Regions from separate parts of the Homo sapiens genome. Here regions 1 and 3 are each linked to region 2. A link is a contact called in ENCODE Hi-C or POLR2A ChIA-PET data. All regions are on one chromosome and are shown on one strand. Each heading gives the region's core, a stretch centred on a gene start or an enhancer-like site at or near the end of the contact. The rest is flanking DNA. Distances are from core to core; before and after follow the strand shown.

Region 1 (2,700 bases), core at 132-2,631, 210 kb before region 2:
CAATTCAGCTTAAACCATAAGTGGTCCATGTCATACATCTTTTATCTCCTATAGAGAGAAAAATAAACTTAAGACTAATTTTTTAGAACAAGAAAGGATAACCCATTTGCATCCCTATTTATCACTTCCTTTCACTGTGTTCACTTTTTTCAGGAAAAAGTAAACCAAATCAAGTAGAAAATGTCAAATTTTTAGTGAAGACATTTAAACACTTCAAAAGGGTGAGCAGTTACATTCCTTTTAAAGAATTCTATCTTAATATTGATGAGAGAATAGTTAAAAAAGGATCATAAGGCCTCCTTTGCATGTAATATGTATAACGTATAGTGAGACAATTTGTAAATAATCTAGTGAAAAACTGGTTTTACTAATCTGTTTCCCTAAAATAAATCTGCCTATTTGTAATTGAGAACTTCCTGGAAAATGAACAATAAACACATAAAAGTTTTACTTTTATGTGCATTACAAACTTCGGCTGTCAACAATTTGCACAAATTATTTTGGGAAGAATCTTCTTATATACTCTTCCCTCTGAAAGACTGGTAATTTAAAATAGGAAAATGCACAATCATACAGTGTTAGAATTGCATTAGAGAGTCACATAGAGACCACTCTAGATTTTTTTTTTTTTTTTTGAGATGGAGTCTCACTCTTGTGGCCCAGGCTGGAGTGCAGTGGTGCAATCTCGGCTCACTGCAACCTCCGCCTCCTGGGTTCAAGCAATTCTCCTGCCTCAGCCTCCCGAGTAGCTGGGATTACAGGCATGCGCCACCATGCCCGGCTAATTTTTGTGGTTTTAGTAGGGATAGGGTTTCACCATGTTGGCCAGGCTGGTCTCGAACTCCTGACCTCAGATGATCCACCCGCTTCGGCCTCCCAGTGTGTTAGGATTACAGGCATGAGCCACTGCAGCTGGCCCACTCTAGATTTTTATCTTGAGAATTGCAGATAACCCTATTGGGTCAGTTTTCTTACACTGTAATCATCCTCACTTTTGATACTTCCATCTACTTCAGTGGTTTTCAAAGTGTGGTCTGGTAGCATAGACAACACCTGAGGACTGGTTAGAAATGCAAATTTTCAAGTCTCACATTAGACCTACTGAATCAGAAACTCTGGCGGAGGGGGCAGCCCCCATATTTTCATAGGTCTGCCAGGAGATTCTGATGCATGTCAAAGTTTGAGGATCAATGCTAGTCCTCTATAGCAATCCACCACATTTTGTTCCTTTATCCTTCCAAAGTTTTTACCCTTACAGGAACTATATCACCCCATAGAGATAAGAAAGGAAAAAGCAGCCCCTGACAACTGAAAGCTGGCCTGGCACTCATATTTAGGCCTTGGTGTGGAACATAAACAGTTTCACTGAACATTAACGTCAGACCAGAGCACTCTGTGATCATGACAAAAACAAGAGCACTCCATCACGATGTCTGAACAGAAAAACAAACATGTCCAAACCACAAAAATAACCAAAATATCCCCCATCCTAGCTAATATGAGAGGATCTTGCCTCTGCCAATTAAAGTTTTAGACTCAGTTTATTCCTGCCCCCTTCAATAAGATTTGTTAAAATACCCAGTCATAAAATTGCCTCTACTCCCTTGATAGCAACCAATCCTGGCAAAGCTCCACTTCTCAGTATCACCTAATACAAGCCCAAATCCTAAAATAAGCCTTTCTCACTCGCTTCTACTAAGATGTCCCAGGATGTGCAATCTGCCTTGCTATAAACGTAACCACCTAATGGGCTTGTTACAGTAGGTAACTAGTCAGACATGAGCAGGGCAGCAGAGGACCCCCCACCCCCAACACCACCGGGAATATCAGGCAACCATCAGGTGATGGTCAGGTGGTTGTTAACCATCTCTCTAAAATGATAATTGGTCACAGCCAGTGCCAGGGGAAAGGCAGTTCCCCAATAGGTAGAAAAAAATCTGAAACTGGTGATCAGCAACTTTCCAATAAGATCTTAGGAACTGAGCAAATGGGTCCAAGCATGTGAACTAAGAGGCAAAATGGTGGAGCTTAACTGCTATAGGACCTTCCTCTAGGAACACTCTACTGGTAAGGGAAGAACGACTTAAGTGAGCATGCGTGCAACTCCAGTAAACACACTGTGTATGCAGCCTCTCCCAAGCACTGGCAGGGCACTGCGCATGTGGAGAGCACGCCCCAAGGTAAGAATCAGGGCAGAAGTAATGCAAGGCCCTGGAAGTATGCCAACATATAAAAGCAAGTCAAAAGGTCAAACCCTGCACTTGATCTTGAAACCGCCTTTGCAAAATTATGACTGAGCCAGTGAAAGAGATCTAACTTAACAGACTCCATCTTGCTTCTAACCTCCAAACCGTCCTTGTTCATTCCTGGGCATGGACTGAACTAACTATGAGAGAAACTTAGTTTATAGTTTATAGTTTAAACAAAGACAGTAACAGCCCTTTCCTAAAGCGGACCTCCTTCTTGCCTGGGGACTAGACTGCCTTTGTAGGACTAATATTAGCCACAAGATTATAAATTATGGTTTAGGAGTCATGCAGCTGGAGGCTACAACATTCTGACCCTCCCTAAACTGCTCCTAAGATCCGTGCTTGAGATGTTTTGCAGACCCTGCACTTGATGGATCAGCTGGCACCACCCAGATCAATAAACTGGCTCATCTGATCTTGTGGTCCCCACCCAGGAATGGACTTAGTACAA
Region 2 (2,700 bases), core at 187-2,686:
CGCTAACCCTGCAAACTGCTGTTTCAGAAGCAATGTTCAGGGGTGAATCATTAAAATAAGAACATAACCAACTCACATATCACCTAACAGGAAATGATGGGAGAGGAACAACCCAACTAACTTGTTTAGGCTTTTAATCCCCCAAACCAGCCTGCGAGCCTGAGCCTGAAGCCTCAGCCCTGCCCAGCTCCACCTGATTAAGTTCTGTCTCCAGAACATCTTTAAGGAGGGGCTGGTCTTAATGCAAGTCTGATAACACTTTTCATTGCCTCCTGGTTTCTTGATCCCAGAAGCTAGGCACGTGGAGGTGAGTGAGAAAGCAAGTTTACAAAGGGGCAGTTGATTAATGTAGGTATAAAAGTTTTCTTTTTCCAACTGAGTAATAAAATTTGGTTTGAAATCAAGCCTGGTTTATAGAGGGGATATTAAAACCCAACTCAATTCCAGTTATAGAGAAAGAACTAACCAATTCTAGTCATTTTCTAGAATTCAGAATTACATGGCCTGACCTAAAAAATTCCAAATACTTTATTTAGACCCTAGGGGAATTCTTTATGTGACCCTCAAATGAAGCTGCTAATAATGAGCTTAGGAGCTAAATTGTGCCTTGCATCGATGTGATCTCTACCCAGAGGAATCTTTCTAAAATCCAAATCACATCATAGTCTCTTGCTTAAGATACTTCCATGTTTCCTCTCTGCTTCAACATAAAAATCTGTAGCCACTAGAATTTATAATTTAGGAATTCTTTCATGATCTGGCCCCATGATCCAGCTTCACCTTTCCAGAGGGTCTGTACTACTTCCAGCTTCTCCCTGTCCTTGCTCTCATCCTACCTCTCTAACTAGCTGCAACGTGCTCTTCCTCCACAGCCCCCTCTACCTGTCCAACACCCAGCAATTCCACCCTCACAGCACTTCCCACTGCCCGTTTACCTGTTGGTCTTTTCCACTAGACAATAAGCTTCTTGAGGGTTATTTTGCCATTAAATCCCCAGTGACTGGAAACAAGTAGACCCTCGGTAGCTATTTGCTGAATCAGACTGAATTTGGAAAGAAAAAGGAAAGAAACGAGCACTAATGAATAAGTGTCAGTGCTTGGCACATAAACAATATAGATACGTCATTCTTTTAATCCTCAAACAGCTGTGAAATTTAACGATAATCAACCCCATTTTGTGAATAAGGAAATTGAATCTCGAGAGTCCAGTCACTTGAGCAAGGTGTATAGAGGAGGTAGGACAAAATTGTCGCTAAGTCGGGCAACGCCCTCTGCAGCAGCCGAGCGGCGCTGCCTCCTGATTGCCGGGGATGACTGGGGCTGCCGGAGCTCTCTGGGCAGAGATCCAAGCTCCGGGCCCAAGTACAGGCAGGTGTTCGTGCAGAGGCCCCACCCACCCTGGCTGGAGCCCCGCCCCACCCGCATGCCCCGCCTACTCAGCGCTGCCCCGGTGGAGAAAGCAGCGCGGCCGCAGGGCGTGCAGGATTGACAGGGCATGCCCTGGCATTCCGGAAATGCCGTGGAAAACAGCGAAACTTCAGCTCCAGGTGGCCTAGAGGCGTGGCAAACGAGAATGTGGGGGAGGTGTTCACTGCAGAAGGGTGGTCCCAAATCTGGGACCCACCGTTCCCTCCAGCCCCGCAGAAGTCAGTCAGGCCGTGGTGCTGGAAGCTTCTCAGACTTGCCTGTCATTAAAGTCCGAGGGTGGTTATAAACTCCAACTGTCACGGCAAGTTGTGTTTTTGGAGACTCTTCCAACTCCGCCAGGCTGTAAACAATGACTTTGCCTTAGAAGTTGCAGTTGAATAGGAAGAGCTTGGAAGAGCGCTTTGAGTTGAATTGCCAAGTCGGAGCTTTTGAAGCTTCTCCGAAGTTTGCTCGAATTGCAGCCCGAACTACATCTTTTCCACAAGGGCTGGACATATTTCAGGAATCTAGTATTTCCTTGGGGAATGTTTTCCTCCCCCTGCGCTGGAAGCTGCTCTCCATGTTTTCCCCCCCTTTCATTCCCATGGGTTGAAACTGACCCGCCCTGTGTGGAGGAAGTCCTCTGTAGGACTCTGGAGATCCGACCAGGACATCCACCTGGGCATTTTGGACCCCAACGCCTTGCTTCTGTATCTGATCTGCATTTGCCTTTCTGGACACCCTCTTCTGTGCTCCAAGACACCCTATACTTTTCTACCTTGACAGGGAACTTGACATTTTTAAACTTACCTATTTATTTGTCCGTCTCCCCTATTAGATTATGAATTCCTTAGGTCAGAGACATTCTTTCCTTATGTCAGTACCTGACACATTGAACCGTGGTTGTGGAGAGAATAAGTTCCCTCAGCCGTTATGAAGGGAAACCTCCCCAGCTTGTAAACTGTCTCCTTGACTTATGGAGGACTGTTCCAGAATGAGTCAGAGGGGAAGATCCACCCAGATAAGTCGGAGGCATTGGAAACAAGCCGGTAAAACTTTCTTCATTTGATCTTTTATACATTGGAGCTACTCACACAGATAGATTTTTGAAGCAAATAACTGCATTTTGCATCTACCATCCCTTTTCCCCCCACATTTAACCCACACTATGTAGATAAAATTTACTTGGGGAATTCTTGAACAGTTAAATTGTTTATATTCAATTAAGAGATTTTTATCTTTATTAATCCCCTCCTCCTCCACATATTTTCAGGCAAAATAATTATTGAGTAG
Region 3 (2,700 bases), core at 75-2,574, 130 kb after region 2:
TCTTTTTAGTGTGTGTTGCTATCATGCGTAGTTTTGTTGGCATGGGGGGTACTGAAACAGATTAAGAAATACTTCTCTTTTATAGAATGCCCATATGACTTTTAAATATCCTAGATTATTATATTAAATGTGAACACTTTCAATTTAGAGTAGATTTCAATCCTCAAAACATAATTCCTATCAATTGTTGCTTTCTTGAAATGAAAATCATAGATATTGCTAAAAACTAATTTTCTAGTAGCTATATAAAATTTTCCTTGAAATTGAATTTTTTCCAGAACAATGGAAAAATACAGATTTTTTTTTTTACAGGGACAGAGAATAACATGCAACAACACCCAATTTTTTTTACACTATCAGACTATATATACAGAAAAGCTACTATGCTTTAAAACTTTGACACCAAAAAGTGGAAAGGTTCTAAGATTCACAGGTTAGAAGAGTCCTATTTAGGATAAACCCCTGTTAATATTATCCAGAGCAGATTAAAGCTCATTGATTTTCAGTTCATCATTTGCTGATACCAAATCAAATTTTCCAGCCAAATTCAGATAAGCCAATTTCATCCTTTGATGATAAAAAACACAATTAGGCTATTTTCATTTTCTGTCACCATTTAAAAAAAAAGCTCACAAAACCCTACACAAAAATAAATGATGTTTTCATAGGTAGGCAACAAAGCAATCTACAATCTAAAATCAAATTCCCCTCAAACACAGATTCCAGGTCTACAGGATATAATTCCTTTGACAGACAACCCAACATCTGTTTTTATAAGCGTAAGTAAAACTGCTGGAAAAATCTGCATAAAATCTGCATTTTATGATAAGATGGTTTGATTTTAAGTAACTAAAAGGGAGTAGGGGATGGGGGAATCATTGTATTCTTAAATGCTGAACAATCTCCCGAACACCCAAAAACTAGCTTATATCCTGTAACTGCTTAATAATCTACCAGTTAACAAAGCGGGTTTAGAATGCCTGAAACCCTTGCTCTTTACAAAGTAGGCAACTGATAAACACTGCAGAGGGAAAACTTTGCACAGCAGTAGTTTTGAACTCACTCCACACAGACTGCAGGATGGGGGCTTGAATGACTGTTGGCCTGCAATCACGGACTTGCTCAGCAACTTTGCTATAATAGCTTCAAATTGCAGGCCTGAGGAAATGCTCCATAAATAGCTGCTCTTTTTTCTCGCAAAGCCTCTTCATAGACCCAATACAACTCCACTACCAAAAATGGAGGAGTCACCATGGACTTTTTTTTTTTTTAAGTCAAGAGAACAACTAGGAATATCCTGCTAATCATGTTACTCATTTTGGGAGTATGAATCACAGTGCCGAAATCTGATTCACTGTTTAAAATCAACTTTTGGATAACAAAAAATTACAATGGATTAAATCAGTTTTTATAATCACTCAATTTCATGAAGAGAAAAAAAAAAAACTTGTTTTCATGGGCCTTTAGAGAAAGACATATATGCTTTGCTTTTGAAATTAAATGTCTGAGAATGTGTTAATTACCCTCCAGTGAAGCAGTGCTCCTTAAGTGTTCATTCATAAGAAACCTGGACACGTGTGATGTAATCACAGAAAACATTTCTGGGAAGCAGGAACCACAGGAATATAACAATCATCCTAAAGCCACTGCAAGTATTCGCCTCCTGCATTATTTTATCTATATTTATGTATATAGATACCCACATACACGTACATAACTTGATGACTCAGATAATTTACTAGTCTGTAAATTAACTGAAACATTCAATGAAGAGCAAATAAAGTCTAATCCATCAGTAATAACAATGAACACTTTTCTCAACTTAATTGAACTCAGGGAGGGAGAGAAAGCAACAAAGTAATTAAACGAAACACGGGTACCAGAAAATCCAGGATCCATTTCTGCTAAATTTTCCATTTCAGTTCATGCCTAAACTAATCTACAACAGAATGTGGTAGAAGTGAAATTGTACAATGGCCTCAGGAGGCCTTAAAGCTTCCACCTTCCCCCTTTTGGAATGTTCCCAGCAACACCTAAGGAAGCCTGGACTAAACAGATGAATGGTGAAAACGTGAAAAGAAAGGCCCAGATGAGCTGGCACCAGACATTTGAGTGAGAGACCTTCCTAGACCCTCCAGCCCCAGTATAGCTCCCAGATACAGATGCATGAGTGACTTCAGGCAGTATCAGCAGAAGAACTGCTCAGCTGAGCCCAACTCGAATGACAGAATTATTATTTTAGGCCACTAATTTTTTCCATAGTCAGTTAATGCAGCAAAAGATAACCAATGCACCAAAGAACTTAGTTCCCTATCAGCTGGGCACAGTGGCTCATGCCTATAATTCCAGCACTTTGGGAGGCCAAGGCAGGCGGATCACAGGGTCAGGAGTTTGAGACCAGCCTGGCCAACATGGCGAAACCCTGTCTCTACTAAAATACAAAAATTAGCCAGGCGTGGTGGCACGCGCCTGTAATCCCAGATACTCAGGAGGCTGAGGCAAGAGAATTGCTTGAACTCGGGAGGCGGAGGCTGCAGTGAGCTGAGATAGCACCACAACACGCCAGCCTGGGCGACAGAGCAAGACTCCATCTCGGAAATTTAAAAAAAGAAAAAAAAAAGAACTTAGTTCCCTTCCACCTCTCCAAAAATCAGTTAATTATAAGCTGTGTTGTAAACACTTTTAGAAGATCTTACAAGG

What was found. Hi-C counts contacts between places; a loop is a spot of excess contacts on that map. ChIA-PET counts read pairs that join two places held with the same protein, here RNA polymerase II (POLR2A). Pooled maps may share reads with other maps.
Region 1: a pooled map shows a loop between it and region 2 (2.3-fold over the local background). The contact joins two enhancer-like sites. A Hi-C loop is called at or near these places in 1 of 50 pooled maps. POLR2A ChIA-PET finds 5 or more read pairs at or near these places in 2 of 52 experiments (BJ and activated T-cell).
Region 3: a loop to region 2 is called in a pooled map, with 4 times the contacts of the local background. The contact joins two enhancer-like sites. A Hi-C loop is called at or near these places in 1 of 168 maps with a recorded cell type or tissue (PC-3) and 1 of 50 pooled maps. POLR2A ChIA-PET finds 5 or more read pairs at or near these places in 2 of 52 experiments (MCF 10A and PC-3).

The regions. Positions count from the first base shown.
Region 1 is chr11:102,473,177-102,475,876 of GRCh38, reverse strand. The region is part of intron 1 of LOC124902740 (a long non-coding RNA gene); the gene reads right to left. The region is part of intron 1 of LOC102723838 (a long non-coding RNA gene); the gene reads right to left. Among named protein-coding and RNA genes, the nearest start is that of TMEM123-DT, 22 kb to the right of the region's middle. Within about 2 kb of position 1,381, at least 3 of the 41 ENCODE cell types and tissues checked have a DNase peak (open chromatin) inside an H3K27ac peak, as active enhancers do.
Region 2 is chr11:102,267,472-102,270,171 of GRCh38, reverse strand. It overlaps LOC105369460 (a long non-coding RNA gene), which reads right to left. Exons shown (of 5, transcript XR_007062863.1): 2 at 936-1,042. Among named protein-coding and RNA genes, the nearest start is that of BIRC3, 49 kb to the left of the region's middle. RefSeq lists a silencer at 1,314-1,423. Within about 2 kb of position 1,436, at least 17 of the 41 ENCODE cell types and tissues checked have a DNase peak (open chromatin) inside an H3K27ac peak, as active enhancers do; they include PC-3, where a contact is called at or near this core.
Region 3 is chr11:102,137,800-102,140,499 of GRCh38, reverse strand. The region is part of intron 2 of YAP1 (Yes1 associated transcriptional regulator); the gene reads right to left. Among named protein-coding and RNA genes, the nearest start is that of YAP1-DT, 29 kb to the right of the region's middle. Within about 2 kb of position 1,324, at least 5 of the 41 ENCODE cell types and tissues checked have a DNase peak (open chromatin) inside an H3K27ac peak, as active enhancers do; they include PC-3, where a contact is called at or near this core.